Linked DNA regions of Mus musculus: region 1 is linked to region 2. Evidence: chromatin loops called from intact Hi-C (ENCODE). Cell type or tissue: left cerebral cortex. All regions are shown on one strand. Each heading gives the region's core, and the rest is flanking DNA. Links, peaks and the distances in the headings are about the cores only.

Region 1 (16,961 bases), core at 5,303-13,302, 250 kb after region 2:
ACCATGTATGTCCTTTTGGGTCTGAGTTATGTCATCCAGGATTATGTTTTCTAGTTCTATCCATTTGCCTGCAAAACTCATGATGTCCTTGTTCTTAATAGTTGAACAGAAACCCATTGTGTAAACAAACCACATTTTTTGTATCCATTCTTTTGTGGGACATCCGGGTTTTTTCCAACTGCTGACTATCTCAACTAAAGCTGCTATGAACATTGAGGAGAATGTGCCCCTGTTGTATGGTAGGTCATCTTTTAGGTATATACTCATGAGTGGTATATCTGGGTCTTCAGGAAGATCTATTTCCAATTTTCTGTGGAACCTCCAGATTGATTTCCAGAGGCGTTGTACCAGTTTGCAATTCCACCAGCAATGGAGGGTGTTCCTCTTTCTCCACATCCTTGTCAACATGTGCTGTCACATTTAATCATGTATTTTTTTAATGTTTCAAATTCATAAATTAAGGAATAGGAAAATGTGGTAGCTTGAATGCTTGGTCTATAGGAAGTGCTAGTATTAGGAGGAATGGCCTTGTTGCAGTTGGTACATTCTTGGTGCAAGAGGTACATCACTGCTGTGGTGGATTTTGATATATTTTGATATATATTTGATATATTTTGATATATTTGTGTGTGTGTGTGTGTGTGTGTGTGTGTGTGTATATGTAAGAAAGTCTCTTCCTCGATGGGCAGAGCATAGGACCTCAAAATCCACCACAGCAGTGATGTACCTCTCTCTCTCTATATATATATATATATATATATATATATATATATTTGTGTGTGTGTGTGTGTTCTAAAATAATACTAGGAATTTTTATTTTCATCAAATAGAATCCTCAGAAAATCCAACTTGTGAGAAACAAAGAGCACTACGTGTTCCTATTGGTATAAATTTTATAAATACAGTGTAGATGATAAGTTAGTTAATTGCAGTTGAATATAATATTTTAAGTTTATCAAACATTTCCATCAATACATATATTATTGAAAATTCCTTCCCAGGTGCCTGAGATAAGCTCTGTGTAGGGTCTGACAATAATAAATAAAACATGAAAACCAAACATGGTTTCAGAAAACCTTATTTTTCCAGTTAAGGAATGAACCACAGATAGAGTAAGTGAAATAAACATGTCAGATGGTAAAAATGTACTGTAAGGACAATAAAAGATGGAGAGAAGATAAAGAATGATGAAGTAGGCAGGGCATAGTGGCACACACCTTTGATCTCAGCACTCAGGAGGCAGAGGTGGCAGGGATCTCTGCAAGTTTGAGGCCAGCCTGCTCTACAAAGTCCAAGATAGCTGGCCTATTACAAAGAGATCCTGTATCTGAAAAAAACAAAACAAAAACAAATGAAGAATGATGAGATAGTTAAGACTGAAGCCAGAGGAGGATCAGGAAGACTCTGCGAGATTGATGACATCTGTATAATGACCTACAGGTCAGAGAGCCAGCTGTTCTGTCACTTTTATTTTGCTGCCTGGAAGGTAAGGAAACAATCGATGCAACATCCAGAAAGTCGGCAACATAGCAGCTCTGATGACAAGATTAGGACAAACCTAGAAAGAACACCAGTTGCTGCTGTGGCTATTTGTGTTTCCAGAGTCTCGAAGGTTGCTGTAAATGTTCCAGCTCCTCAGGGAAAGGCTTCCTCTAATGGAACTGTTACAGTTCTGAAGAGAAAGGTATTCTGGCAGTCGAGAGACAGGGAGTATCACAAAGGCACAATACAAACCAAACGTAACAAAAGACATTTATTGAGAGGGTAAAAAGCAGGAGGGTGGCTGTTGGAAGAAAAGCTGAGATTGGGGAGCAGGGCTTTCCGAAGTGGTGGAGATCTCCAGGGTGTGGATGGTTGGATTTAAAGTCTAGAGTAGGGTCAAGCTTGACTGCCTGCTTCTAGAGGGCCTGGGTCCTGCTGTTAGAGCCAGTAGTGTTCTGTAGGCAGAGCTTGGCAATTGGCATTCCTTAGGAGCAGGGCCTGGCCTCTTCCTTGAGGAGCTCTTATGAGGCTTACAGCCATTACATGAACTTTAACATCAAAGATTTGAAGACTTCAAATAAAGAAATAGTGTCCTAGTCTAGTGAATATTTTAAAGGATAGAATTAAAATTAGAATACAGAAAAGTCAGCAAAAGCACAAAGACCCATAATTAAAAAAAAAAAAGACATTTACAAAGACCACTAATACTCATTTCAAAGTCAACAGCAAGAAACCATCATCTGTATCAGACAATAGGAGAAAGGGGAGACAGGAATCATGAGATGATCAAACTGGGCATCTAAAAGGATAGAGAAGATGGAATGGCTCCTGGGTGTAATTAGGTGTATGGAAAGCAGACTAGGAAACCTTTGGACATGATAGGTTCTTAGGCAGGTAAAAAGTGATGCAAAGTAGGTGAGTTCAACAATAATTATGTTCACTGAAAATTTTAGATATTGATTAATGATTCTTCAATCAATAGGTAGGCATAAAAAAAAGATAATTTTCGAAGCCCTGGTACTGAATAAGATCATGTATCTAGTTTTGGTAGACAGCTAACCAAGAGCAAGGGATGCACCGCAGAGACTGAGGTTTGAAGTTGGAGAACCAGAAAAAGAGAGACAACAATTGAGTTCCAATGAAGATGTTTTTCAAATGTGTCATAAGAAGAGCATCCTGCCTTTACCAACCAAGAGAACATAAGAGATCTTCTCAATACTGCCAATGACATGGAAAGACATATAGACCAGAACCCATGAAATAGGGGTCATGAATCTGCCACAGACTTTAGTGAGCTCAGAGGTCAAATGCTTTGATCAGATTCTAGGAAATGGTACCATGTCAAACTAGGGGCTGAGAATAAAACAAATACTCCCTCAAAAAAACAGAGAGAGTACAATCACCATAGCAGTCATATCCATTCAACTAATACTATTTTAGAATCAGCTGCACCTGGTGACCCATACCTCAAAAGCACTCAGTAATTGAGGCTGGTAGATCATCATGCTTGAGACCAGCCAGGTCTACTTGTTGAGTTCCTAACTAGGCTTAGCTACAGAGAGCTTCTGTCTCAAAATAGACCAGAAACAAAAGAAAACAGTAAAAATAGAAAGATAAAAGAACCAGCTGTTCGGTCGCTGTCTCAGGAGGTGAGCTCAAAATGCACACTAAATTAAGGACCTATTATTCATCCTGCAAATGCAAAAGTATCATACATATGCATTACATAGCACCCTTTTGAATAATGATAAAACTGGTTTGGTCACTTTAGAATATGACAAGCTCTATTTAGATTGTGCCTTTTTGGAAACTGACAATAATATCTTTCTTCCCCCAAACCTTCCTGAAACGTGACAACCAATCTCAGATTAAATCTAACTGCCTTTTCTTTGAGATCTAGGCTGGATTTAGTCATTGATATTTTAAGCAAAACAGTACAGGAAGAGATGGGTGAGTGGCCCTATCCTTCATCTGAAGGCTGTGCCTATCTACTGGAAGATAATCTCTACAGTTTCTATTTCCCCTTTGTTGAGTATTTTAGCTAATGTCATCCCCGTTGGCTCCTGGGAACCTCTTGCTTCCCTGCCATCTGACACTTTCTAATGGCTACCCATAGTTTCCCATCACCCACTGCTACATATTTCTGTTCAATTTCCTGACCCTCAGCCCTGATCTCCTGGTTCTTCCCATACATGATCCTACCCCCCCCCCTGATTCCCTCCCTCTCTCCTCTCCCTCCAAGGATCCTCCTTCCCTCTATCTCCCAAGATTAAAGGAAATGCAGAGACAAAAAAAAATGGAGCAGAGACCAAAGGTAAGACCATCCAGAGACTTCCCCACTAAGGGATACATCCCACTGGCAGACACCAAACCCTATTATCAAACATTATTGAGCTTGCTGACAGGAGCCGTGTATAGCTGTCTCCTGAGAGGCTCTGCTAGCACATGACCAATACAGATGTGGATGCATGCAGCCAACCATCAGCCTGAGCCCAAAGACCCCAGTGAAAGAGTTAGGGGAAGGACTGAAGATGTGGAATGGGATTGCAACCCCATAAAAAGAATAATATCAACCAGATCTCCCAGGGACTAAACCATCAACCAAAGGGTACACATGGACGGACCCATGGCTTCTGCTACATATGTAGCAGAGAATTGCTTTATGTGACATCAATAGGAGGGGAGGCCCTTGGTCCTGTGGAGGCTTGATACCTCAGTGTAAATAGATGCTAGAGTGGTGAGGCAGGAATGGGTGGGTTGGTGGGGGAGCACCCTCATAGAGGCAAAAGGGGAGAGGGGATGGGATGGTAGTTTGTGGAGGAGAAACTGGGAAGGGGGGGACAACATTTGAAATATAAATAAATAAAATAACCAATTTTTTAAAAAGTACAGGAAGGTGAATTCACATAGCATCTGAGGCTGTCAAGGAAGCAAAACATCTTCCACCTGGCTCTCTTTGATCATGTTGATGCTATCTAGGTGATAGTTACATTTTATCAATCAATTCAAGAAATAAAAGATGTGGTGTCTTAGTCAGGGTTCAGGGTTGGTATTCCTGCACAAAACATCATGAATAAGAAGCAAGTTGGTGAGGAAAGGGTTTATTCAGCTTACACTTCCACGTTCCTGTTTATCATCAAAGGAAATCAGGACAGGAACTTACACAGGGCAGGAACTTGGAGGCAGGATCTGATGCAGAGGCCATTGAGGGGTGCTGCTTACTGAATTGTTTCCCCTGGCTTGCTCAGCTTGCTTTCTTATAGAACCCAGGACTACCAGCCCAGGGATGGCAACACCCACTATGGGCTAGGCCCGACCCCTTTGACCCCTTGAGAAAGTGCCTTACAGCTGGATCTCATGGAGACATTTCCCCAACGTTCTCTGTAATAACTCCAGCTTGTGTCAAGTTGACACACAAAACCAGCCAGTTCACAGAGCAAAGCAAGGAGGTTATTAAGTTTATTGGCAAGCCTTAAGGACACTGTGATCACAGAGAGGTCATAGAACTGGGGTCTTTGTCGTTATAGTTGTTACAGGGTACATTGGATTCCAGAACACTACCTGGGACTCATCTTTCCTTTCTTCTGATGGTCTAAGGAAATCTGTATGCCTCTTCAGTAGTAGTGACTTCAGGCTCTCTTTCTATTCACATAACAGAAATAACTTCTCTAGGACCCCCATGCTTTGGTACATTGGTACAGAAATCATTGTTGATTGACTAGGCTAAGAGTGGGCCCTCAATTCTCTCTTCCTTTGTGGTATGATAAAAAAAAGAGAGAAACTCATTTGATGTGAGGAAAATGAAAACTCTCTACTGGGGGCTAAAAGTAGCAACAACAACAAATAAAAGATTCAGATGAAAACACTTTGTTCTTCTCCCACCCTAAGGGGGTATATGAGTCAGAGTTTACCAGAAGAATAAAACTGATAGACTGAATATATGTATACCTATGTATGTAAATATGTATATAAATATATATGTAAATATATATTTATGTATTTACACATTTATTATATTTATTTCAAGCTTACAGATTGTGGCCCAACTAGTCCAACAATGCTGTCTACCAAAGGAAGTTCCAATAATCCAGTAGCATTTCAGTCCCTGAGGCTAGATGACTTAATTAGTTTTCAGTATGTGATGGGATCCTGATGTAGGCTCTAATGCCAGTGAAAGAATAGGTTTCTTAGTCAGTGTGATAGAATATAGACAAAGAGCAAGAGCAATCTTCCTTCTTCCATGATATGCACAGAGGCTGCCAACACAAGGCACGGATCAGATTAAAGGATAGTCTGCCTCAGGGTCTGCATTGAAGGTGTAGCTTCCCACCTCAGAGGATCTAGATTAGGATGGAATCTTCCCATATCAAATGATTTAATAAGAAAAATACCCAGCTGCTTGGGTTTAATTCCTGGTGTAGTCAAGTTGACAACCAGGAATAGCCATCACAGTGCCTAATATTGTTTTAATCAAAAAATCCAGTTAGCAGTGCATGCAGAGGAAGGTAACATTATAAAAGAGAGGACACTTTATAAATCATTCATTCCTGCTCTATTTTGAGATGTCTAAAACCCAACGCTAATATGAGCCAAATTCGCAGTATGCTGGAAGACCTATAAAAATGGCTCATTAAAATGATACATGACTCCTGAAAAGACAGACTTTAAAAGATAATGTAAAACAAGAATGAAATGACTAAAATGGGTCTATATAATCCATGGTGGGAAGCAAGAACAGGATCACAAGGATTACACAACATGTTTACAGTTGTTTGTAGGGGTAATAAGTGAAATTGTCTGAATACAAAGCAATTCAAAGTTATCTGAATGTAGTTCAATGGTTTATGTACAAGCATTAAAGGTTCTAGATATGTGTGTTTGTAGATGTATAAGTAGTTTAAATCTATATAAAAGATTCTGAAGAATGGATATTTTTCAGTAGGTCTAAGAAAACAAAGGATGACCTTTGAGGAGGTAGATGTTTGTATTTCTCCTAGATTTTCTATGCCAAAGAGCTTGGATACATCTTATTATGCATAAGAAAGTGTGTTAAAAGGTTAAAGGGTGATACTAAGGACACTGGTGACTGTCTATAGTAGTTCCATTCCACCCTGAAGTCATCTGGAGACATTCTGTGTTGGCTCAAAAATGTATCAAGATCCCTTGTCTCTAAATTCTCTAAAGCACTTTGTATTTTTATTAGTTTATGGGTTGGGAGAGGTATCTTTGTTCAGGGATGCGTGATGTTGGAAACTAAACCCAGGGCCTCACATATACAAAATTGTTGCTTCTCTAGTTTCAAGATCTCTGAGGTCTTAGTAGAGGCAACTAACAACTGTCCATACACATGTGTGTATGCATGATTGTATATTCTTCAGTGCACTGTATATAACAGAAGTGAGACTTTGGCCAACTCTACTTTCTGCCATAAAAATATAAATTAAGCTGTCACATTTGATAGTATTACCAGTGAAATAAATATTCATTTTATATAACAAAAATATATTCAAACATGTTTTCTGCTGTGAAACTGCTCATCTCGCAAAGATATCTATTAATCCTTCTATGTCCAAGACAGACACTGTATCTTTATTTAGCATGAGCATTTGGATCTTGAAAATTAACTCTCCTTGGCTCTGGTTTTTAGCATAGCTGCAACATTTGAAAATAAGCAGAAGGTTTGTAAACAGGGGGTTTAAAAAAATTAAAATCTAAACTGCTTGCTGAGGAGGGAGTGCCAACCAGCATATGGAAGATCAGTGTTGAGTCTAGTTTTCTCTGCTACAGTTCATATTTGCAGTGAACAGGGAAATGTCAGGAATTAATAAGCAAAAGTTAATTTACTAAGATAATTGTTATTTACCGAAACTTTTTGTCTCTTAAGTTTCTTCTACCTGTACCTGAATAGAAGAATAATAACTACCTAATGATTATATGTATATATATATGTATATATATATATATACATATATATATATAATCTGATATATATGTAATCTCTGATCTCATCATTTATAGAAAACTGATCTCATCATTTATAGAAAATGTTAACTATTGAACCACAGATTAAAAACAGTAGTTTATATGTATACATAGTTCTGTTTTATAGACAAACTATAGACATATTTCTGCATACATACTATATTATATATATATACATACATATATATATATATATATATATATATATATATATATATATATAATGCTCATCTATATGAGATGAGACTGTGATAAATTAAAAATTCCTTCCATACTTCCAGAAAAAACAAAGATGGCCTTATGCATTTTTTTCTCTTTTCATATTACCCCTTCCCTTGGAAAGGCTGACATTCATTTGTGTAGTATTTTTATTGTAGTTAAAGGCAAATAAGACACAAGCAAGGAAGAAAAATAAACACAAGCACTAAAAGACATAGTTTCCTTAAAATTGTCCAATAACATATCAGGCAGAAACAACAAAGCAAGAAAGAGACAGCCTGGGAAGGTGTCAGGAGGGGTTTTGGAATCAAAGGACTTTTGAGCAAGTCTAGTAAGGGATGTGAAAGGCAGTGAGGCCCAAAGCTGAACAGCTTGCTTCCACAGAAGAAAACACATGTTGTGTGCTTATGGGATGAAAACATGAGGCAAACATCATATAATATGTGCAAACGGCATAAATATATATCAGTACCTACAGATGTCTGTGCATATGTAGACATGCGACATGCATTTCTGTTGTTGTTGTTGTTGTTTTCTTCTTCAAATCAAGATGACCTTTTCGCCACCTTGCCAACTGAACTGCTGCTATACAACCCTTCCTTGGATTTATTTCTGACTTCATCTACATTTTGTTTTCTAACGTGTTCATTCAATGTACTCTTATATTGTAAAGCAACATGATGCCCAGAAAAATGTTTGAAGTTTAAAATTTTCAATTTGCTTTTAAGTCAATTGCACATAAATCTAAATAAATATTTTAAAAGAATGTTACCATGCTGCTGCTTGTAGTGGCTGCATAGGACATGACAAATACTCTACTACCACCTTGTGACCTATTTTCATATAGCATCCTGCTGATACTGGTTGATTTTGTTGTGCAGTAAGTTCAAATAATATACACAGGCCTTTAATCCCAGCACTCAAGAGGCAGAAGCAGGAAGATCACCGTAAATTGGAGGACATCCTAGTTTATATAACTAGCTCTAGGCCAAGAAGGCAATATAGTAAGATCCTGTCTCAGAAAGACACAAAATAACAATGATCACACCCAGGAAATATATTTGGAAAGTACATTCATCAAAACAAATGCTAAAAGTACATTTTTATCCAGGATAGCGCATATACATATGCATATGCCAGATACCTAGGGTAGAACACCTAATAGACCCAAAAAGCATATCTTATTTTAAACAACTTCTGATTCAGACTAAAATGTGTCTCATTGCATTAAACCAGATTAGTCATTTCACTGATTTGGTGAGACAATAGAAGAATATCCCTGAGAATAGAAAATAGGAATACATTCTTCTTGCTTAATCATTATTTAATTAACGAATTGTCACATATGCTAATCAGGGGATCTAAATTGTTATGAAATAGGTGAAACTCTGCGCATGGACCTCAGAAGTCCCTTGGCATCCCAGGGGAGTCCAGTGGACAGTGGCTTCAGCTTCTCACTGCACTGCTAGAGACAGTGCTGCCTTTCTGCCTAAGGACGAATTAAAACTCTTGAAATGAGCAGCATTGATTTAGTATATTTTACTCAATGACTTCACTGTTAGAAAGAAATTTTGCATTAAACTTTGGAAGGTTCATAATGAAGGTATAGAAAGTGGTACTGTGGGAAAACTTTTAAGTAAATATGAGGTCTGACTAAGGTACTTGATAAAAATTATACTGAAATAGAAAATGAATTTATGTTGAGTTATCCTTGACTCTATAAAAATTGAGCTAATTCATAAAAGACACATACATACATGTGTGTTTTATTATGCCTTGGTCTTTCAAAATCACCTGATATAATTTCAGGTCAATTTTGCTATAGCAAATGTATATTAAATGCTTCTGTTTGAGAAATTTCAAAACAAATTTGCTTGAAAAACTATCCTTCGTAGTGTATCTCTACATTCAAGATATTAAGTACTATATTCACTCCTACCTATGACTGTCATGAGATTTTGAATCTAGATGAAGAACTATTTTAGGATCTGCAGAACAGATTTCAATATCTCAACAAATTACCTACATTAAAATTTAAGACACGAAAGCATCCTGCCAACATTTATTAGAGTAGTACGAAGTAGAACTCTGCTCAATTTAAACATCCTTTTCTTCCTTAGTCCCTTGCATGTGGAATTTCAACAGAACTACCTGGAGTCTTGTTTGTAGTTCTAAGGACAGAGCATGGTCTCTCGGGAATTGAGGACACTGCAGCCAATGGAACATTCTACTTGATAAAACCCAGTATCACTTGATCACAGTTTGTGCAAGAACTTGCAATGAGGAACTCTTTTTTTTTTTTAAGTCAGCATTCAAAGTAACAATTTTTTGTCACAGAACTATCACATATTCTTTATTCAACATTATTCTTTCACACTTCCTTCCTGAATATCCCAAACTCCATTCCAAGTTCATGGTACTTGTGTTCCACTACTCTTTTTTCTCTACCCATTACACTCTCTTATTTCCTTCTCATTGTCCTCATTCTAACTTCATGACCTAGATCCCAATACATTCATGAAAATTAAAATCTAACTTCTACATACAAAACAAAACATGCAATACTTGCTCTACTGTGCTTTGCTTATTCCACTTAACATAATGACTTTCCATTTCAAAGCATTTTTCTGCAAATGTTCTGATTACACCTTTTTTTTTCTTTGTAGCTAGATGACATTCTACTGTGTATATGTGGGAGATTTTATTTTATCCATTCATATGTTGATGAATAGCCATGTAGGTTTGTCTATTATGAATAAGCAAATATAGAACAATAAACATGCATTTGCTGGTACCTCTGTGACAGAGCTTTGAGTCCTTAGGTTGTGTATCCATGGGTGTTATAGCTGGGTTTTTGTAAGCTAGCTCTTGGTTTAGCATTTCAGACAGCTTCCTCACTGATTTCCATAGCGGCTACATAAGTTTACATTCCCATCAGGATCCATTAAGGATTCTTGCTTCCACACATTATGACCTGCATTGGTTATCATTTGTTTTCTTGATGCTGGCCATGAAAGCTGAGCTGAGATGGATCCCATGGCCGTTTTAACTTGCATTTTCTTGATGTCCCAGAATACTGATTATTTTGTGGTGCTCACTGGCCACTTTAATATTTTGAAAACTATATATTCAGTTCATTAGCCCATTTGTCAATTGGAAGATTTGGTTATATGCTGTTTAAATTTTGTATTTCTTTCTATGGTCTAGAGATCAGTCCTGGATGACATATGATTAGCCGACCATTTTCCCTTTCTGTGTCTTTTCACTACAGTGACTATTTTCTCCACTCTGCAGCGGCCTTTTATTCATAATGTTCCATTCATCAAGTCCTGTTTGATTTTTCTACATTCCTGGAGTCCTTCTCAAAAAATATTCTCTGCTATGCCTGTCCCTTTGAGAGTTTTTTCCATGTATTTTGTTTCAAAATTTTATCCATTTTAACTTTATCGGACTCAAACTCTGCACCTGCCACCCGGTGATGGGATCTCCCTAGCAAATGTTCACTTTCTGGATTGGACCTCCTTGGAGGACTGCAGTTGTCTGAGATGTTACTGGAGGCCATGTTGGTGTTTGTGCCTCGTGCTGCTGCCTTAGGCCACCATAAAGCCTGAGATCCTGGTGGACTTATGTAGTTTGTGCCACAGACTGTTGCGTTCATGATGTCCTTGGGGCTGTGGTGATGTGAATGGCATGTGCAGCCACCTGAAGCGTTGTTGAGGCCCGTGGTCCATGGAGCTGCTGAGGACCATGAGTAAATCCGTGGTTCTGATATGCCCAGAGACAGGTTGATGTCTGTGGCCTCTGTTACCACCAAAGGCCATGTCCATGGTTAGGACTTCCACCGGAAGTCATGTTGGTCACAGGAGAGCAGGGCCTGCCTCTTCTCCAGGCACAGCAGAGCTCTCCTCAGTTGATGGCTTCTTGGGGGAAGGAATTACAGGTAGAGACAAGTGGGAAAAGACTCACCATTCCATAGGAAGGCTAGCCACTAAGAATATGACCATCCTCCAGTGAGCATATGGATTTGCCTTTTTCTTTCTTTCCTTTCCTTTTTTTTCATTTAGGGGAGATGATGGGAAGGCCTCTTTGGCATGGGAAGACTGGGAGGTGAGTACAATCAGGCTGCATGAAAGGAGATTTCCAAATAATCAAATTTTAAAAGATAAATAGATCTAGTTTTCCCTTTCTATACATAAATATCCACTTTCCCCAACACTTGCTAAAGAGGTTTTTCATTCTAATGTATGATTTTGACTGCTCTGTCAAAAGTTAAATGGCTGTGACTCTATGTGTTTATTTCTGGCTCTTCTATTTTATTCCTGTATTTATTGATCTACATATTTGGATGTATTCCAGTAGCCTGTTTTGTTACTATGTTTCTTTAGCATATTTTGAATTCAGGAATCATGATATTTCCAATGTTGTTTTAGCTCTTTAGGGTTGCTTTGACAATTCAGGGTCTTTGATACTCTGACTAAATTATTTCTACTACTACTACTACTACTACTACTACTACCACCACCACCACCACCACCACTACTACTACTACTACAAAGAATCTAATTGCAATTTTGATAGGAATTGTGCTGAATATATATACAGCTTTGGATAATATAGTTTTTTCATAATATTAATTCTGCTAATTAATAGGTTAAAGGGTCTTTCCATCATCTAGCTTATTCAACTTTCTTTTTCAGGATCTTAAAGTTATCAGTGTAGAGGCACTTCAATTCCTTGGTTGGATTTATTGCTAGATGTTTTTGTTCTGAAGATCTTAATAGGATCTTTCTCTTAACTTCTGTCTTGATGAGATTGTGATTGATTTAGAAAAGTTATTGCTTTTAACTGAGTAAGATGTCCCAAAAGTTAAAAGTATTTGCAAACAAGTCTGATGTTCTGAGTTTGAGTCAAAGAACCAGCTCCCAAAAGTTGTCTTTTACCTCCATGCATACACTGTAACTCATAAGCACACACACACACACACAATTACGCACACACACACAATCACACACACACTCACATGCACATACACACACACACACCACTATATACATGTGTTAACTATAATAAAGCACAATGTCCTATGTTCTTTGGAATTTTTATGATAAAGGTATCCTGAACTGAACATTATCAGCTGCCATTCATAAATCTATGGAGATGGTGTGATTTCTGTCAATATTATCAACCCTGTTATATTACATACACCTGATTTGCATATCTAGAAATGACCTTGAGTCCCTGAAATAAAACCAACCTACCTATGACTATGAGTAATGTTAATTCAATTTGCAAACATTTCATTGAAAATGTCTGTCTATATTTACTTTGGAAGTTGGTTTAGAATTCTATAATTGTGTTGCTGCCTGGCTTTTCTTTGAGGATAACCCTGATTATCTTGTTATCTCATTTTCTGATACTTAGGAGCTGAGAGTTATTAGAGGTGTTGCAGTGGCTTCTTCTGTCATATCTTGTTCATTTCTTTGTTGTGTTTTGCATATCTGTTAGAATAGATGTTCCCTCCAGGGTTTGTTCTTCCCCCTTCTTTGTTTGTTTGTTTGTTTGTTTGTTTGTTTTATTCTACATGAGTCTTCTGGTGAGGCATCTTCACTTGGATTTATGGTTCTCACTCAGAGGAAAAGCCAGCTGCAAACACACCTGATTTTGCAACAGTCTGAGAGTTAACTGCAAATGAAACATACAATATGATTGCCTTGTGTTCCTAAAAAGTTCTGAGACAGTGGCACTGGGGTACTGCCTGGGGCAAATGCAGCTTACATATTTTTAGAGCTAAGGGTATCAATCATGAAGTAGTAAATCCATGAGGAAAATCAGAAAGGGGAAAGTTAGTGACAATGTGAATGGGAGACAAGGTATAAGGGTTAGGGGCTCTCTGTGGCTACAGCTCTGAGGAGGTATGAAAGGGCTACCAACTCCTGTTTCTGTTCTTCCACTAGGTGTTTATATTCCAGCTGCTCAATTTAATTCACACCCACTGAAGAGATGCTGAACGATATGCTTTGTATTAATTTTCCCATTTGGACTATATTAAACTTTGTCAATGGACCCCTTTATCTCCCAATTTGCAGGTAAAGAAACAGATATTTAGAGATTAACTACATTAATCACATTTTCACAGGAGTCAAGTGATGGAGCCACCAAAGTAAATTGTTTCTTGTTTTATATTGAAAAAAAATGTTTCATACAATACATTCTGAACATAGTTTCCCCTCCACCAACTCCCCCAGATCCTATTTATCTCCCTGCTAACCCAACTCCATGTCTTTTCTGGGAAATAAATTTTTAATGTCTTGTTACACTTTTCATTTATACTCCCACACTCCCCTCTCCCTCGCACCCTCTCCCTCTATTTCTCTTCTCACATACTCTTTCTCTCTCAAGCCAATATTTCTATATCAACAAAGATGCCTCCATTTTTCTTCATCAACATTCAGCCCATCTGTCAAATCCTACTTTCTCCATAAGCATTTTCTTCCCAATTTAAATCGAAGTCACCTCTCCCTCCTGCCAAGCCAGTGGTTTCCAACTTTGGCTGCTCATCGGAATCACCTGTGGAGACCTGATATAATTGGTCTGGGAGCCACCTGGGCATCAAGATTTTTAAATCTCTCAAGGTGATTCCAATGCACAGGGAAGGTTGAAGAAACACTGATCTAAAATCCTATGTGATGATTCTTTAAGTATACAATTCTTTCTGTTGTTAGAGCTACAAACTTGCAAGATTTAGGGACAGATTTAGAAGTAAGCTTCTTTACTAAGTACTCATACCTTATTTTTGCAAAGTACTTGGAATGAAATCTTTCAGAGGAACCCAAAAAAGGATAAAAATAAAAGGATTTCATTAGTAGAAGTGGGAAAGAGAAATGCAATCCGACTAACCCGTCTCTTCCTCCTACTGCCTGCTTGAGTCTCTTGGGAAAATTTATAAATAGTTGATGACACCAAAGGTCAAAGCCTACATCTGCTGAGTTATAAAGTCTCTGCCACCGTAATGTCTAGCATTCTGTGGCATCATGAAAAATAATCCAAGAATAATTATCTATACGTTAGTTGATTAATGAATGACTCCTTTCCCCTAAATGTATTAGTTAGCTAATAGAATTTCTATTTCTTAAGGGAACATAATATACTAAGAAAAACAATAGTAGTTCTGAATCACCCAGAAGTGGTATCATGTACTAAATGACCAACATTAATATTTTAAATTCAAAACCACTTCAGAAAACAAATACTAACATATCCCTTCTGCTACTGAAGAAATTGAGGGTTGAGGGTTAAATGACTTATCTCAAAGTTGTGGTACAATTCTATGGCACACTTGCAAGTCCTAATCCAGTTTATTCTACTCCTTATGAATATTTTATAAGACTCTCCTTTACCTGCCACCATGGACTTAAAAACACTCCACTAATGAGTAGCATAGAGCTGTCTCTGAGCTATTCAGATCCAAAGTTCAGCAAGAATTTAGTACAAAAGGCAATTCACAGCACACTTTCGGAGATCAGCAGGTAGGAAAATACAGGTAATAGAGTTTTGCAGTCACATAACATAAAAGAACTGTACATTTTTAAATATAAAATATGAAAACAATTTATTTGTAATAAAAATGAAAAGGCATGTTGAACTTGGATTCTAACAATTAAACAAACAAATAAATAAACATTAAAGAGTAAACCAATGAATACAACCTTTCATTTAAAAACATGTCAAACATTAACAAAGGAAATAAATTATACATACATACAGACACACACACACACACACACACACACACTGTGACTGGATATCGCGTTTTCTGAGAAAGCTCAGCTAATCACAAATCACTTTTATCCCCAGTTTAGTTCCCTTCTCCTCCAACAGGTCATTTTCCTTCCTATGGGAGGATCAGTGCAGAGCTTGGCCATATTAAAATGTCACAGGAACATGGTGGGAATAAAAGATACTTGGTAGTGAGGGGAACTCAGCAAATAGCCCATCAGGGACATGCCATCACTAAGTCAAGATAACAGACACACAAACCACATATATCAAGGGAGACTGAACCCTTACAGCCTATGTGCCCTGTTATTTGCACCAACACTTTTAAATCTGAAAGGTATATCTCACTCTACAAATTAGGTAATTTTTACAGTCAAATAAACAGAAAAAACAGGAACAGTAGGAAATAATTTATGTCTTTTTTAAGTTTAATTCCAAACTCCTTTGTTCTTTAAAGAGAGATACACCTGCTACTTAATACACAATGAGCAATGAGTAAGAGACTAGGAGGGAGCACTCAGTTCTAAGTGGGATAATTTTATTAGATCCCACTCCTAAAGGCACAAAGACCAATTCTGAGGTTGGAAGTGAAAAGATTTTAAGGACCAGAGTTGGTAGAGGGCTCCAAGGAAAGAGTGTCTTCCAGACACAACAAAACTGATACACATATGAACTCACAGAGACTGTGACAGCTTCAGATGACCTGCATAGGTCAAACCAGACAAAATTGGTGCACTGGGAGCTTTTCATAATTGATACCTATTGGGAAATGGAAAATCTGCTCTCCAACAAAGTATCGCTGGGTATATTAACCACATTCTAAGCAAATCTCATTCTCAGGAGAAGTTGGACAACATATGTTTTATCTGGAGCTGAAAGGGCTACTCTTTGTTTGGTTTGGTTAATTCTTGTCTTGTTGGTTGCTTATTTACTTATTTTGTTTTTGTTTTGAGAGAGAACATCAAGAAGGATGTGGGAGGAGTTAGGACAGGGAAAGAATAGTATAAATATATTGTGTATGAAAAAAATAAGTCAAAATAAAACCAAGAAAGAAGGAAGGAAAGAGAGAGAGAGATTAAGAGAGACAGAGACAGAGAGAGACAGAGAGAGACAGAGAGAGAGAGAAAGAGAGAGAGAGAGAACCTAAATTTACAATTCCTAAATTTCTACACAAGAGGTGCAAGGTTTAGAAACTTGACTGGGCATATTTAAATTCATGATCTTTATAATATTTCTTCATATTTAATACATGAAGTATAATTTTATCTTTATGTGAATTAAGATAATATAATTAAGATAAAAATAATTACCGTAATTTTATCAAATAATTAATTATGAATAGAAAATTTCAACTATACAACCACAAAAATTTATTAGCTATTTGTATCGATTGCAAACATAATTGAGAAAATCTATTAATATGTCTAGAATTTATAAGGAAATATGTACAAAAGAACAATTTGTAGGTGACATGTTAATTATCAACTTGTCCTTAGCTCTTT
Region 2 (16,961 bases), core at 3,389-11,388:
CCACTAGAGAAACTAATAAGATTCAGAAACGTGTCATTAAATATTTATTCTGGTACAGTAAAGCCAAACACAATTCCTCAGAAGAATTCCTCAAAAAGATTGTCTGGAGTCATCTCTGAAATGTTAAGCGCCAAATTTTAATTCAAATTTTCCATATTTATGATGTCTTGTGAGTTGAAGGGGAAATAAACGAGACTACACAGTGAAGATCTGTCACAAGATGACTCCTTAGAAATAAGAAATGTTAGCCAGGTGGAAGGATGTTCTCCAACACTTCCAAGTAACCCTGCAGTGGAGGTTAACAGTTCTGTGTGTGATGCTTCAGAGAGAAAAATAAATGAAATTTCTTTCAGATAAATGCACCGATGTCTTTGCTTCTGTCATTATTCATGATGTTCCTGATCATCATAAATGTCTCTATCACACTATATGAAAAGAGAAAAAAACAAACAAGAAGTATGTACCAAAATAGAGATTTGATACATACATATGCATATATATTAATAAATATATTATTTCTTAAAGGGACTTTTGAGCAGTTACTCAAACAACATAATTAAGAAGGTAAGATTATCTACACATTTCAAGGACTTACTGAAGCTGTTTTAGTTGGTATGGCTACAAGAAGATCTTGACATTCATCACCAATTAATTGCCAGTGTGAATAGAAACATTTTACAAGATATGGAAATATACCCAGGATATGGAGTCCTGGTTCTGGAAATATGAAATGGACTCTGGATAGTCAAATGAAATAATTTGCCATATCTCTAAATACTAAAAAACATGCTCTTTGTATTGGTATACCCCACAATTAATAGACAACTGCATTGTATCTTTGATCTGAGAGTCAAACCAACAGTGTGTAAAACAAATTAAAGCTATGAAACTGCTTGATTTAAAATTATGATAAGTCAAATTTTTAAAAAATGAGAAAAAGAACAGTAAATCTTAAGCACTTAAACGACACCATTTTGATGGGTTTCCATTATGCTATTCTTTAGTTTATTTATCTGATTTCTGAAAAAAATTAAGTGAAGGATGATACATAACTATATAGTCAAATGCATGATGATATTAATTTAAGCCCATATTCAGAAGTTTCATATATACCCAAGTTTCTATTTCTAAGTAGGTATGTGGAAGTCAGAGTACAACTTGTAAAGTCAGTTCTTCCCTTTCACTTTTATTTGGGTTCCGAGATTGAACTCACACCAAAGTATTTCATAACAGATCTCTTTACCCACTGAGTCATCTCAGCATCCCAAGAAAGACTATTAAAAGGTGAAAGACTCCATTACTGTGAGACCAGAACAACAGATTATATTAAGATAGATTCTATCAGCAAAGAACCAAGGTATAAGTTAGAAAGGAACAAACCACCAACACTTCAGAAAAGAATTGCATCATCTATTCAACGAAAGCAAAACCTAAGTGTACAGGCAAACAGCATCATCTCTGACCTCCACAACTGCAACCACTGTGGTACTAGTACCTGTAGCTTAGATCATGCCTATTGCTTCATGGGAGGATCTGCCATCACCAACTGTAGGAAAGGAAACTGTGGAAGTGTCAAAAATAACACAGATGCTACAGCTTATATGCAAATGAAAAGAAAAACCATCTGAACAAACAAGACTAGGGACCAACTCAAAGGCAGGTTTGAAGAGGGGGGGAAGGGAAATAGGCAAAACCAGAAACATCTATAGGCTTTATTAAAAACGAAACATCTATAGGATTAGTTGAAGGATTTAGTTGGCCAAGAGGGTGTGATTTGGGTTGTTATGTGGGCATAAAACGTTCTAAAGTGGTTTTATATGAGTGGGCACAAAATATAGAGACTTCAATCTTGTACACTAATGGCCACCAGAAATCATATATCATATAAATGACATAAAATAACTCAAGTGGACAAAAATGACTTGGGCAGTTCCTGGAAGCAGGATTGTTTCATTGGTGGACTGTTGCTGGTAAAAGTGTATGTGAATCTATCATTCAGGTAAGAAAACTCTGCTTCTTCCTACTTGTTCTGCTGTTTCTCCAGGAAGGAGGGTTCCCCTAAATCCTAGACAAATTTCTCTCAGAATTTGGAAGAAACTAGACTGAAGTGGAGAATTTAATATACACCAGAACTCTTTGACAATAAACTAATTATTGCCCTATTTTCAGTGAATACTAATAAAAACAGCAGCATCTAAAAGATTATTCCTCTTAGGCTGCTTAGCGATTGCAATGGCTGAAGATACCATGGGAGTCATTGAGCTTCAAACGATTGACCCATTAAAGAGTACAAAACAATTGGAGGCTTCCTGTAATTATAAGTGCCAATTCATAGTACCATGAGAAGTCAAGTGACCAGGCTCTGAAGAAGTTGTCAACATGACAGTTTCACAGCTGGACACCTGCCCATTGCTGCGTTCTTCATTCTGTTCCCATATGCACTTTAAAATAAATATACTGTATATTCCTCTCCATCTCCAAATTGCTCCCAGGCAGTCCATGTACATAATACAGCAAATAAAATATTTGTGCCAGCTACATAGCCAATAGCTTTTTGTTCTACTTATAGAAAACCTATCTAACAAAAAAAAATCAAAGAAATACACATTTATGTTTAGCATGATGATTTTCAAAAGATAGTGCAACAATTATTGTAGCGATTATTATCTGGAAAACTCACTTTTTAGTTTACTACATTAAAAGGAGATTTATAAGATCTAAAGGGGAAATCACAATAAGTTGATAACTTTAAACATAAAAGAATATGAAAGTAAGTACAGCATGGATTGATCTTCTCTTTCCCTTTTTTTTTTCCTTTTTGTCAAATCCTTTAACAATGTTTTACATATCTGTTTTCCAAATAAATTTCATTAAGAAGTTATTTAAACTCTTGTAACTAATGTCCCAAAAGGACCGTTTGCAGTAATGTTTTAAAAATAAGAAAAAATATTAAAACACTATATTTTTAAAGTAAAAGTTCAGTTTTTAAGCCATTTGATAGCAAGAGTACAAAAATTCATTGATCTACTTTTATTCCTCTTTGGAGCATTTTGAAATTCCCTTTGAAAATACTTTTCTAATAAGATGTGATGACTTCTTGGTAGCAGCTATCAACTTAACTACATCTGGAATTAACTAAAACCCAAGCAGTTGGGTACACCTGTGAAGAATTAAAACAAACAAACAAACAAAAAAACTGATTTTAAATGGGAAGACCCACCTTAAACCCCTATCTTTGAAACTGGAAAGATCCACCTCATATCTGGGCCATACTATCTAGTGACAGCCTACGAAAGGGAAGCCTGAGCTGTACTTACGCTCCTGTTCTCTCTGGCAAGTCCTTTCCTTTGCTGGCATTGGAGCCTATATCTTCAGTATTCTAACATATATTGGCACTGAACTAAATTCTCAGGCTTTTTGCTGCTATATGTATTCATTATTTTCTTGTAGAGAAACCTGACAATAAAGAAGGCAGTAGTACAGTATCAAGCAAGTAAATAGGTAAATTTATAAATAAATGTAAGCACTGGAGAGTGCTGCCTAAAGCCATCTTGGGTACATTCAACATACAAAGTCCAAGACATAGAATCTTCCGCAGGCATTGGTTATGCTTGTGAAGCTAATATTTACACTTGTCTCTCAAATATATTCACTTGCCCAGCTCTATTTTCTTGTTTCATGGTAATTAGCATGCTGTATTGCAGTTAAAACACATAAGAAAGAAGAATATCATTAATGTACTTATTGCCTTAATGTATTGTTTATGATATGACAACCTCCAAAAAGAAAAACAAGATGCACTCACAGTGAATGTTATACAAAATTTTGCAAGAAATATATTTCTGGAATAAAAACGAATTTAATGGTTTAGCGGTTGAAGCAGCTGAGAGAAGTCAGTAAAGTAATTCACATAATGAGTAGATGCTGTCTGAGAAGAGCCAGGGTATTAGCATGAATGAGTCTTAATGGTCACATTACCCTTACGTTTCCAAAATGGTACCACATTCCCATATATTTTATGAACTTGTTGTTAAAGACTTCTAAACATTAATTTGTGCCGTAGTAAAATTATATTATGTGAAGTGTTTTAAACGCTGACGTTCAGTATGATTAATAGATACTAAAACTATTGTGGTGGTATAGAAAGCTAGCTAACTTATCTTCAATAAAAAGGAACCAAGGGCTTTCATTATCTTCAGACAATCTATAATTTGGTTTTGTGTGTGTAGATAATTTTAAATGAAAATAAGTCCTATAAATTTATTTAGAAATTGTCAGGAGTTTGTACGGTCATTTACTCCCGTTTCACAAGATGGATAGATGATGTAAAATTCCAATTATCATCCCAGTGAAAAACTTAGGTCTGTATTGCACATTTTTACAGGAACATTTCTACACAGATTTGTGAATCTTTACAGGAAAAGAATAAACTGACAATTCAGGTGTCAAAGCTTTTGATTCCTCATATCACTCAAGGTGAGCAGTCTACAATCCTTTTCTAACCTTATCTGAATTTAAACCACAGTTATATCCTCCTTTCAGAGAGCCTTAATATATTTTATTTGTCTTTTCAATGCATCTTTTTTGAAAATTTTCTATATTCCTTTCTGCTTCTTTCATATTGGCATTAACTATTAGTATATTTTTATTATCTGATTCTGTATTCATCTGTATTCAGCACCTCTCCATGAAAGTAATGAAAATATATCAAGTAGTAGATTAATACAGAAGAAAGAAAGAATGAAAGAAAGAAAGAAAGAAAGAAAGAAAGCCATCAGAGTTGTTCTTACTAAGTCACATGCACAATGCCACTTTGATAAGGAAACTGTGGAAAAAGAAACACATGATGACTCATTTCAGATGCAACTGAACAAACTCTCAAACCACCTGAGAAGCAAGTATAAATGAATGATTGTCTAGATTAGGCTGTACTGTGACAATTTATTGAAATACCTTCTTGATCCGAACATCATTAGGTAGGCATGATTTGCCTAAAATGTGGCTATGTGGCTGGCACCATTTCATTGCCTGGGTTCTAGACTGGATGAAAAGGAGAGAGATACAGAGAGAGACAGAGAGGCAGAGACAGAGAGAGGCAGAGAGAGAGAGGGAGGGAGAGAGAGAGAGAGAGAGAGAGAGAGAGAGAGAGAGAGAGAGAAGTGAGGGAGAGAGAGAGAAAGTTGGATATGATATGATAAGCTCAATCAGGCTTCTGTTGCTGTGACTTCCCTGCTATAATATAATATAACCTGAAACTGTGAGACTAAATAGACCCAATACTCCATTAATTTACTTTTGTTCAATTATTTTATCACAGCAAGAGACAAACCAGCTATGACACTACAGTATCTAGTTTAACATAAGAATAAAACAAAATAGCTTAGCAAAAGCAACATCATCACATTTCCCCAAGCCCTATAGAACAGAACATGGAACTAAACATTGCTTTGTGGGGAAATATGGAACTAATGATTGAAGTTGGTCATAGGTGGTGCAGTACAGAGAAAAGCTAGCCAAGATGCTATGCCCCAAAGGAGCAGAGTTCAACCTGCTAGGAAGAGACTGACACCCAGCTAGCTTACTCCAGTAATTTTATTCAAACATTATACAAGGTTAATTGGGGCCGGGAAAGAATCCAACTGCCAAAGTTATTTTGCCCTTGCTGCCCATGAGAGCAGTCAAACTCACACAAATCTCAGTCCCTTTCTGACCATGGCTAGCCATAATCAAAAGTAAGAACTCAGGTTTGCTATGAGTGTCTTAGGACCAAGGTTGGTCTAGCCTCAAGTTTTCACATAGCACCAAGTGCAGATTCTCTAGTCTCAAAAGATTTTCACAGCTTCAAATGATTGACCCAAACATATCAAAGGCTTTGCTGAAACATTTCACTCGGAGCCAGACATAAAGACTTCACTATACATAGCACTACATGGAATTAAGTGACAACATTAGGTAAAGCTGTACAACCTCTGTGTTCAAATAACTGAATGAATATGAAACCTCTGGACCTCGTGCCTGTAAGTACCAAGGTGACTAAGGACCTGAGATTAGATGGGTCCCTGTCTTAAGGAAAACCCAACTACAGTGAATCTGGTAAAGGAACAAAACAATCCAATGACTCCTAATGACACATTGCAATAGTGACGGGTCTGTACATGGTTCAGTTATCATCAGAGAACATTCTTCTTACAGTATATGGGAACTAACACAGAGGATAATAAATAATGTGAAGGGTGAGGAACTTTGGAGCCATCAATACTAAATGAAATGCCTAAAGCTCCTTCCCTCAAGTCTCAGAAATATGTACAAGAGGAAACACAAAGACTGCAAGAGCAGAAGGTGGAAGATGACTTGAAGACACAGCATCTTCTACCCCAAACTGGGCTGACATGCATATGAAAACACAGAGACTATAACATCACTCACAAGAACTATACAGGTTCAAATCTGATAAAATATCAGCACTGAGCAGAGGCAATAGACACAAAGACCCAAGCCCAACCAAAAACTTATTTGCAATTAATACCTGGTTAGACAGGGAACATCTGTTTTCTTCAATAGGATATCACTAGGTATATAAACTACACTCCAGGCCAGACCCTATGCCCAAAAATAGTTTGTCAACAGAAAAAGTGACGCCTCTTTCTCAATTTTGTGTTGGAGGGCTTTTTGTTTCATTTTTTGTTTTTTGTTTTTTTTTGGTTTTTTGGGGTTTTTTTTTTGGTGTTTGCTTACTTTTTTTGGATTGGCTTATTGGTTGCTTCCTTAGATCTTTTTTGTTTTGTTTTGTTTTGGCCTTAAGTTTTAATTTTTTAGAGGAAGAGGAAACATGGAGTTGGTAGAATAAGGATGCTAGGAGGTCCTGGTAGGAGTTAGTGATTGAGAAAAAATATAATCTACATATATTATATGAAAAATTAATTTAAATATTAGAATTTGTTCAGAGTTTAGGTAAAAGCTGGAACTTCTCCATGCCATCATCACATGCCAACTCCTTTCACTACTACATGGTGCTAAGACCACACTAGTTTCTGCAGCTGGGAGTTTCAAACCATAAGAATTCAGCTCAGTAAAAGAATGATCTCTACTATTTATCTATGAAGCTGATGAAATTCAGTGCAGAGTAAGGCTTCACTGGCTGAAGATAATACAGACACATTAAAGCAGGAATTTACCTGGGAAGTCAACTTGGAAGTAAGCATGGCCAGACTCAATACTGGGTACATCTTTTTCACAATTGTTCCTAAGCCAATGCCTGAAGACAGACCTTTCACACATATAGACAGAAGGTCTTGTAGTTTCAAAGGTATGAACTTGTATGGTTTTCTAAACAAACATTAGCCAGATGTAATGATATTGGATCATAAACAGACTACATCATCAAGCAAGTGTAGAAAAAAAATAGTCTTGGTTTGCCTCTCTTCTACACTTGCATCAGTGGACTGTCAGCACCAAAGACAACACAGGATTTCCAGTACCACACCAACCATAGGACTTCGTCATCTTCCCAGGCAGCAGAACAGAGAAGGCCTTTATCCATTTGAGAGAAGACAAAGAAAATAGGAAGATGGCTATTTATTTGTACTTAGTGTCACAACCAGCTAGGGAAGTCCAACAATTCACATAATCTCAAACACCTGTCCATACATTGTTGACGGTGAAGAGGCCATCTGGTTCTACTTAGACTCCAGATTGAAACATGCCAACAAAACAAGAAGAAGATATATGTCTCTGTAGTCCCCAAATCAATTCTGATCAGCACAAAAACTGTGTATATATAGTTAAAGAGAAAAACTGTGCTACATGTGGTCATTGTAGATAATTTTATACATGTATAAGATTCTCAAAGCATCAAACTAGAATAAAATTTAAAAGAAATGAAATTTTAAAACTACTGAAATCAATGCAGCAGCCCATTCAGGAAAGTTGAAGAATAGTTATTTCAAAATATGCAAGAAGGGGAAAAATAGGAAATAGTGGATGAAAGCAAGGGATAAACCCAGTTAGTATGAATGGACAGAAAAATAAATGATCATTTGAGAGTTTGGTGCAGTTTAGATTTCAACCCGAACCATCTGTAATTTTCATCGAAGGAAATGGATATGCGTACGTCACAAAATTGCTCATTCTATGTTAAATATTCTTATACACATCTCAAAATGAATCACCAAGTCTAATTTTAATGTGGTAGATGACGGACTGTGAGACACGTACATGACTATCTCAGAATAGTTTATACCATATGCTCCTGTACTTTTAACTCGTTAGTAAAATGTGTGATTAGTTATAAAAAAAGAAAGTAAGGTAAGTTATTTTAATGCAAACTGTGTGCCTCACAACTATATGTAATTCAGTGAGTCCTCAGTATAAAATAAAGGACAAAAATACTGACACATGTTAATGGTTCTTCTTTGTAAGAGAACAAAACACATAAATATAGCATTTTCAAAGTATAAATGTATTAATAAACATATTTCACTTACATCAAATTTGAAATAAATAATTATCTTAAAATTCTTAGATGCATACAATAACTTGTGATCTTTAATGCCTTTTATCAATGTATTTAGGAAGTCAGTGGTTCACCTAATTTTTAATGTAAATTTTAATCATGTCTCATATTTAGAAAGGATACATGTTCCACATATTTTGCCCAAAGTAGTGTAGTTGAAAGAGTTAACTATAGTTTGTTGTTGATTTTTTTTTTTTTTTTTTTTTTAGAATTCCATTGTGTCTGGAGAAAAATGCATGTCACATTGAGAAAGATCTGTCCTCATTGTCATTTTTCCTGTACATAATTATCACTGGAACTGTTATCTCTGAATGAAAAGCAGGGAAGATTGCTTTAATCATGTTGATATGTCACTTGTATCCCTAGGCTCTCCAGGACTTTTGTCATAAAGCAAGGTTGGATTTTGTCAAAGGCCCTTTCTTCATCTAATGAGATGATAATGTGCGTTTTATCTTTTAGTATGTTTATGTGATGGATTATGTATGTTGAATCATCCTTGCATTTCGTGGTTGAAGTCACCTTGATCATGATGGAAAAACACTTTGATATGTTCTTGAATTTGCTTTGTAAGAATTTTACTGAGAATTGAGATAATAGCTATGTTCCTAATGTACATTGGTCTATGAATTCTTAAAATCTTGGTATTAATAAGTTATTATTTACATCTTTAGCTCAGCTTCCCTTCCATCTTTTCCTCCTAGTTCCTTCCTTCCATCCTCCCCACCATCTCCCTCCTCTTTTTTCCCTCAGAAAAAAAGGAAGCCTCTCCTAGATATCAACTAGCCTTGGCAGATCAAGTTGCAGGAAACCTAGACTCATCTCCTATTGAGGAGAGATACGGAAGCTAAGTAGAGTGAAAGGTATTCAGAGGCAAGCAACAGAGTCAAAGACAATCCCTCCTCTTGCTGTATGGAGTCCCACAGGAAGACTCAGCTACACAACTGTAATGTATGTACAGAGGGCCTAGGTTAGTCCCATGCATGCTTCCTGGTTAGTGATTCAGTCTCTGTGAGCTGGTAAGGACTGATGTTAGTTGACTATGTTGTTTTTCTTGCAGTGTTCTTGACCCTTCTGTCTCCTACAGTCCTTTCCCTCCAAGCTCCACCTGATTTTTGGCTATGGGTCTCTGTACCTGTTTCCATCAGATACTGGGTGAAACCTCTTGAAGGATGTATTAGTCAGGGTTCTCTAGAGACACAGAACTTACGGACAGTCTCTAGATAGTAAAGGAATTTATTGATGACTTACAGTCGGCAGCCCAATTCCCAACAATGGTTCAGTCGCAGCTGTGAATGGAAGTCCAAGGATCTAGCAGTTACTCAGTCTCACGCAGCAAGCAGGCGAAGGAGCAAGAGCTCGAGCTAGACTCCCTTCTTCCAATGTCCTTATATTGTCTCCAGCAGAAGGTGTAGCCCAGATTAAAGGTGTGTCCCACCACACCTTTAATCCCAGATGAAAGGCGTAGCCCAGATTAAAGGTGTGTTCCTTAAACTCGGAGATTCAATCTTCTGGAATCCATAGCCACTATGGCTTAAGATCTTCAAACCAGGATCCAGATAAGGATCTCCAAGCCTCCAGATAAGGGTCACTGGTGAGCCTTCCAATTCCGGATTGTAGTCATTCCAAATATAGTCAAGTTGACAACCAGGAATAACCACTACAATCCACCCCTTGTCAACTTGACACAAATAATATCTCATGTTCACATGAAACAATAACAAGGTTGTAAATACGCCTAACATGATATAACTATTCCTCGTACAATCGCAAACGCATTTGTAAATTTACAATGGGCATTCATATTACTTTATAATCCTCGTTTCTGCAACTGGTTACGTGGCCTTAATTGGTATTTATAACTACCTTCCTCTACTACCCATTCTGTATTTCCTTCTCCTTCAGCCAGCACCTCAGCAGGTCTTGGCTCTTTTCCTGGAGGATTGACCCATACCTTCATTCCTGATGGGTCTGCATCCTTTGTCATCCTGCTTGGATTAGGCTGTTGTAGTTTCCCATTGACTTTAATCACAGGACATGGTAGTACTAAGACACGCCCTAAGGGATCTCCTACACTCCAGACATAATCTTGCTTACCACCATTGTGAAGAGTTAATCCAATTTCCCCATGGTAATCTGGATCTATCACCCCTCCTAACACTGTTATTCCTTTTTTAGCCTGTTGGTTTAAGGGCATTAGAAGCCCAAAATGACCAGGGGGAAGTCTGAGCTTCCAGTTCAATGGAATGTTTGTTGTAGCTCCTGGTAGGAGCACTCCCCTCTCTGGAGCCAAAACTTCTAGGCCAGCAGAACCTAGAGTTATGGGGACAGGAAGCAAAAATTTTCCTAGAGGGTCACTAGGAGTGATAGTAAGTGGAACTATTCCTTTTTCCACCCCTTGATTCCTGGACCCATGAATCCTGGCTATGGGTGAAACTGTACCATATATCGAGCGCTGATTCAAAGCATATACTGCCTTCTGAAGGACTCTACCCCAGCCTTCCAAGCTGTTACCACCTAGTTGGCGCTGTAACTGCGTCTTCAAAAGGCCATTCCATCTTTCTATCAGACCAGCTGCTTCAGGATGATGGGGAATGTGGTAAGACCAGTGAATTCCATGATCGTGGGCCCACTGTCGTACTTCTCTGGCTGTGAAATGAGTTCCTTGGTCAGAAGCAATACTGTGTGGAATACCATGACGATAGATAAGGCATTCTGTCAGTCCGTGAATGGTGGTTTTAGCAGAGGCATTACGTGCAGGAAAGGCAAATCCATAACCAGAATAAGTATCTACTCCAGTAAGAACAAAACACTGTCCTTTCCACGAAGGAAGTGGTCCAATGTAGTCAACCTGCCACCAGGTTGCTGGCTGGTCACCTCGAGGAATGGTGCCATATCTGGGACTCAGTGTTGGTTTCTGCTGTTGGCAGATCTGGCAATCAGCAGCAGCTGTAGCCAGGTCAGCCTTGGTGAGTGGAAGCCCGTGTTGCTGAGCCCAAGCATAACCTCCATCTCGACCACCATGACCACTTTGTTCATGTGCCCATTGAGCAATGACAGGGATGGCTGGGGAGAGAGGCTGATTGTCCACAGAACGGGTCATCTTATCCACTTGATTATTGAATTCCTCCTCAGCTGAAGTCACCTTTTGGTGAGCATTTACATGGGACACAAATATCTTCACATCCTTTGCCCATTTGGAGAGATCTATCCACATACTTCTTCCCCAGATGTCTTTCTCACCAATTTTCCAATTGTGATCTTTCCAAGTCCCTGACCATCCAGCCAATCCATTGGCTACAGCCCATGAGTCAGTGAATAATCGTACATCTGGCCATTTCTTCTTGCAAACAAACTGTAATACCATGTGTACTGCCCGAAGTTCTGCCCACTGTGAAGATTTCCCTTCACCTGTGTCTTTCAGGGTTGTCCCAGAAAGGGGTTGTAATGCTGCAGCTGTCCACTTCTGGGTGGTGCCTGCATAACGTGCAGAGCCATCAGTAAACCAGGCTCTAGTCTTCTCCTCTTCGGTCAGTTGATCATAGGGAACACCCCATGAGGCTGTAGGCGCATGCTTGGCAGCAGATGGCATTGTAACAGGAGTAGAAACCATAGGCATTTGAGCAACTTCTTCATGTAACTTGCTTGTGCCTTCAGGACCTGCTCTGGCCCGATCACGTATATACCACTTCCATTTGATAATAGACTGCTGCTGTGCGCGTCCCACTTTATGACTTGCAGGGTCTGATAGTACCCAGCTCATGATGGGTAGTTCAGGTCGCATAGTAACTTGGTGTCCTATTGTCAAACGTTCAGTTTCCACTAAGGCCCAATAGCAGGCCAAGAGCTGCTTTTCAAAGGGAGAATAGTTGTCTGCAGATGATGGTAGAGCTTTGCTCCAAAATCCCAAAGGTCTTTTCTGTGATTCACCTACAGGGGCCTGCCAGAGGCTCCAAACAGCATCTCTATCAGCCACAGACACCTCAAGTACCATCGGGTCTGCTGGGTCATATGGTCCAAGTGGTAGAGCAGCCTGCACAGCAGCCTGGACCTGTTGAAGGGCCTTCTCCTGTTCCAGGCCCCACACAAAGCTAGCAGCTTTCCGAGTCACTTGGTAAATAGGCCTAAGTAACACACCCAAGTGAGGGATGTGTTGTCTCCAGAATCCAAATAGACCCACTAAACGTTGTGCTTCTTTCTTGGTTGTAGGAGGGGCCAGGTGCAATAACTTATCTTTCACCTTAGAAGGAATATCTCTGCATGCCCCACACCACTGGACTCCTAAGAATTTCACTGAGGTAGATGGTCCTTGAATTTTGGTTGGATTTATTTCCCATCCTCTGATACGCATAAGTGTTACCAATGAGTCCAAAGTGGTTGCTACTTCTTGCTCACTTGATCCAATCAGCATAATGTCATCAATATAGTGCACCAATGTGATATTTTGTGGAAGATCCAAACTATCAAGATCCCTTCTAACTAAATTATGACACAGGGCAGGAGAGTTAATATATCCTTGAGGCAAAACTGTGAAGGTATACTGTTGGCCTTGCCAACTGAAAGCAAATTGCTTCTGGTGGTCCTTATGGACAGGTACTGAGAAGAAGGCATTTGCCAGATCAATAGCCGCATACCAGGTGCCAGGAGATGTGTTAATTTGCTCAAGTAACGAAACTACATCTGGTACAGCAGCTGCAATTGGAGTTACCACCTGATTTAGTTTTCGATAATCAACTGTCATTCTCCATGATCCATCTGTTTTCTGCACTGGCCAGATAGGAGAGTTAAACGGAGATGTGGTGGGAACCACCACCCCTGCATCTTTCAAGTCCTTGATAGTGGCAGTAATTTCTGCAATTCCTCCAGGAATACGATACTGTTTTTGATTCACTATTTTCTTTGGCAGAGGCAACTCTAAAGGCTTCCATTTGGCCTTTCCAACCATAATAGCCCTCACTCTACAGTTCAGGGAACCAATATGAGAATTCTGCCAATTTCTGAGTATATCTATCCCAATTATACATTCTGGAACTGGGGAAATCACCACAGGATGTGTCCGGGGACCTATTGGACCTACTGTGAGTCGGACATCAGTCAAAACTCCATTAATCACCTGCCCTCCATAAGCCCCTACTTTAACTGGAGGGCCACAATGTTTCTTGGGATCCCCTGGGATCAGTGTCAACTCAGAACCAGTATCCAGCAGACCCCGAAAAGTCTGATTATTTCCTTTTCCCCAGTGTACAGTTACCCTTGTAAAAGGCCGTAGGTCCCTCTGGGGAAGAACTGGAGAAAGGGTAACAGCAAAACCTTTGAGTGTCTTATCAAGATCCTTCCTCAGCGGAACCTGGCCACCCCTTCATTCAAGGGGTTCTGGATCTGCAAACTGTCTCAAGTCTGGAAATTGATTCACTGGCCGAGATTGCTGTTTACCACGATCTAATGTAGCCTTTCTTTCATTTGGCTGTTTACCACGATCTAATGTAGCCTTTCTTTCATTTGTTTGAGAATTTTTCTGCTTATACAGATCAAACAAATATGCAGTAGGCTTCCTATGTATTTCATTCCTGGAAACACCATGATTGGTTAGCCAGTACCAAAGGTCCAACCGAGTCATGCCATTATAAATTTCACCTCTCCTGTGCTGACCATTACTGGGTATGTTATTATAAACATTCTTTTGTCTACGCTGTCCATTATAATAACTAGAATCACCTTGTCTCCAGCGATTCAATGCTGCCACCTGGCCCTTGTTACCTCGGAATCCAACTAAACCCAGTGAATTTAATTCATCTAATTGAGCAGAAGCATCTCCAATGCTAAGATCTGGCACAAGGAAAAGGGAAAGAACAAAACCCTTCAAATGTGCTGGTGCCCCTCTCACCAATTTGCGTCTTATAGAGCTGGTGAAAGGCATATCTTCTGGACCTTCCCATTGTGGAGAATTATGCTTTACACAATATATCCACTCTAGCATTGCAATTTCCCTAAGTCTTAAAATCCCTTCATCAACACTAAGCCACGGAATATCAGGCATCTCCAAGTCATTTCCAGTAGGCCATCTTTTGATAAACACCTCAGCCAACCATTCAAACAAACTTTTGACACCCTTTTTAACTATGCGAGCTTCCATATTAAACCTAGAATCTCTACTCAGAGGACCCATGTCAATAAACTCAGCCTGCTCTAGTTTTATGTTCCTTCCACCCTTATCCCACACCCTTAAAATCCATTCCCACACATATTCACCAGGTTTCTGCTTGAATGAATTAGCAAACTCATTAAGCTCCTTAGTAGTGTAGCGAATTTCCTCATGGACTACACTTTCTACCTCCCCTCTAGGAGCCTGTTTTGCTTTGAGTCTGGTTACAGGTCTAGAAGAAACTATTGGTGGGCCGTGAGCAGACTCTGCAAAATTAATTTCCTCATGTGGGGAAGGCATTATTTCAAGAGGTGGGGCTGAGGGTACTACTTCCTCAGGTGGGGCAAACCCTTGAGAATCTGAGGATTCAAAATTCTCAGCTTCAACATGGTCTTCCCACACATCCCCGTCCCATGTTGTAGGATCCCATTCTTTGCCAATTAGAGCCCTTACTTTAACTGTCGACACACTCTGAGGCTGAGACTTGAATTTTCACTGTAGTTCAGCCAACCTTACAATGAGAGTTTCTGTTTGATTTTCTGCAACTTGAGCTCTATTGCTACAAGAGAGAAGATTCTCCTCAAGGACACACTTAGCAACTTTTAGATCGTTTACTTGTGTCTGGAGACTTTCGATTTTATCACACAACTCCTTCCTTTCATTCATCATTTTTTCCACAGATACTAAGAGCAGCCAGCCAGTAAAATCATTTTCCGATTTTTTCCCCATCTTGTAGAAAGCTTTGTGCACTGAATCACCTAATTCATTAAGAAAATCAAGGTCATTAGCTTCTTTAAGTTCGGAATATAGTTTCAACCATGGGTCTTCAAAATTCTCTGAGCTCCCAGGAGGGAGAGAGTCTGGAGAGGTTTCAATAGTTGAAAGTGCTGGTGGATCAACAAGCCAATTCCAGTATTTTAAAAGATTCATCCTTGTACTTCTGTTACTCTAGAACCACTCCTGGTACCAACTTCTGTATTAGTCAGGGTTCTCTAGAGTCACAGAACTTACGGACAGTCTCTAGATAGTAAAGGAATTTATTGATGACTTACAGTCGGCAGCCCAATTCCCAACAATGGTTCAGTCGCAGCTGTGAATGGAAGTCCAAGGATCTAGCAGTTACTCAGTCTCACGCAGCAAGCAGGTGAAGGAGCAAGAGCTCGAGCTAGACTCCCTTCTTCCAATGTCCTTATATTGTCTCCAGCAGAAGGTGTAGCCCAGATTAAAGGTGTGTCCCACCACACCTTTAATCCCAGATGAAAGGCGTAGCCCAGATTAAAGGTGTGTTCCTTAAACTCAGAGATTCAATCTTCTGGAATCCATAGCCACTATGGCTTAAGATCTTCAAACCAAGATCCAGATAAGGATCTCCAAGCCTCCAGATAAGGGTCACTGGTGAGCCTTCCAATTCCGGATTGTAGTCATTCCAAATATAGTCAAGTTGACAACCAGGAATAACCACTACAAAGGATAAAACAGCAGACTACAGAATGAGAAAAGGTCTTCACAACCCATATATATGACACAGGACTGATATCCAAAATGTATAAATAACTCAAAAAACTAGGCATCAACAAACCAAATAACCCAATTTAAAAATGACATACATATATGAACAGAGAATTGACAACAAACAAATCTTTAATCACTAAGAAGCACTCAAAGAAAAATTCAATATCTTTAGCCATCAGAGTAATGCAAATCAGAACATTTAAAGTCTATCCTATACCTATCAGAATGACTAAGATCAAAACCACAAGTTACTGTTCATGCTATTGAGATTGTAGAACAAGGGGAACACTCCTCCACAGCTGGTGGGAGTGAAAACTTGTCCAGCCGCTTTGGAAATCAATTTGGCAGTTTCTCAGGAAATTGAGAATAGATCTACCACAAGATCGAGCCAAACTACTCATGTACATATACTCAAAAGGAGCTCCTCATTATCACAAGGACACTTACTCCACTATGTTCATTTTGGCTTTAGTTGTAATAGCCAGAAACTATAAACAACCTAGATGTCCCTCAACCAAAGAATGAATAAAGAAAATTTACACAATAGAGTATTAGTCAACTACTAAAAACAATGACATCATGATATTTTCAGTCAAATGTATGGAACTAGAAACAGTCATACTGAGTGAGATAACTGAGACCCAGAAAGACAAACATGGTATGAATTCACTTTTAAGTCATTATTAGCCATAAAGTAAAGGATAACCATGGTATGATCCACAAACCCAATGATGCTTAGTAACAAAAGGGCTCAAGGGGGATGCTATAACCTTTCTGAAATGGGGAAATATAATAGAC

Evidence for each region. A loop is a pair of places that touch in the nucleus more often than their neighbours do. Peaks named below come from ENCODE experiments on the same cell type or tissue, not always from the same donor. Only the 100,000 strongest peaks of a DNase experiment are listed, where the experiment ranks them.
Region 1: a loop joins it to region 2, with 2.1 times the contacts of the local background. A loop is called at or near these places in 3 of 42 quality-filtered maps.

The regions. Positions count from the first base shown.
Region 1 is chr1:144,423,247-144,440,207 of GRCm38, reverse strand. No RefSeq gene overlaps it. Among named protein-coding and RNA genes, the nearest start is that of Rgs21, 140 kb to the left of the region's middle. In left cerebral cortex, for the core only: a CTCF peak has its summit at 8,515 (motif pointing left); a DNase peak (open chromatin) is centred at 8,522.
Region 2 is chr1:144,673,527-144,690,487 of GRCm38, reverse strand. No RefSeq gene overlaps it. Among named protein-coding and RNA genes, the nearest start is that of Rgs18, 93 kb to the left of the region's middle. In left cerebral cortex, for the core only: no CTCF peak of the experiment used is centred there; DNase peaks (open chromatin) are centred at 7,653 and 8,145; H3K27ac peaks cover 836 bases.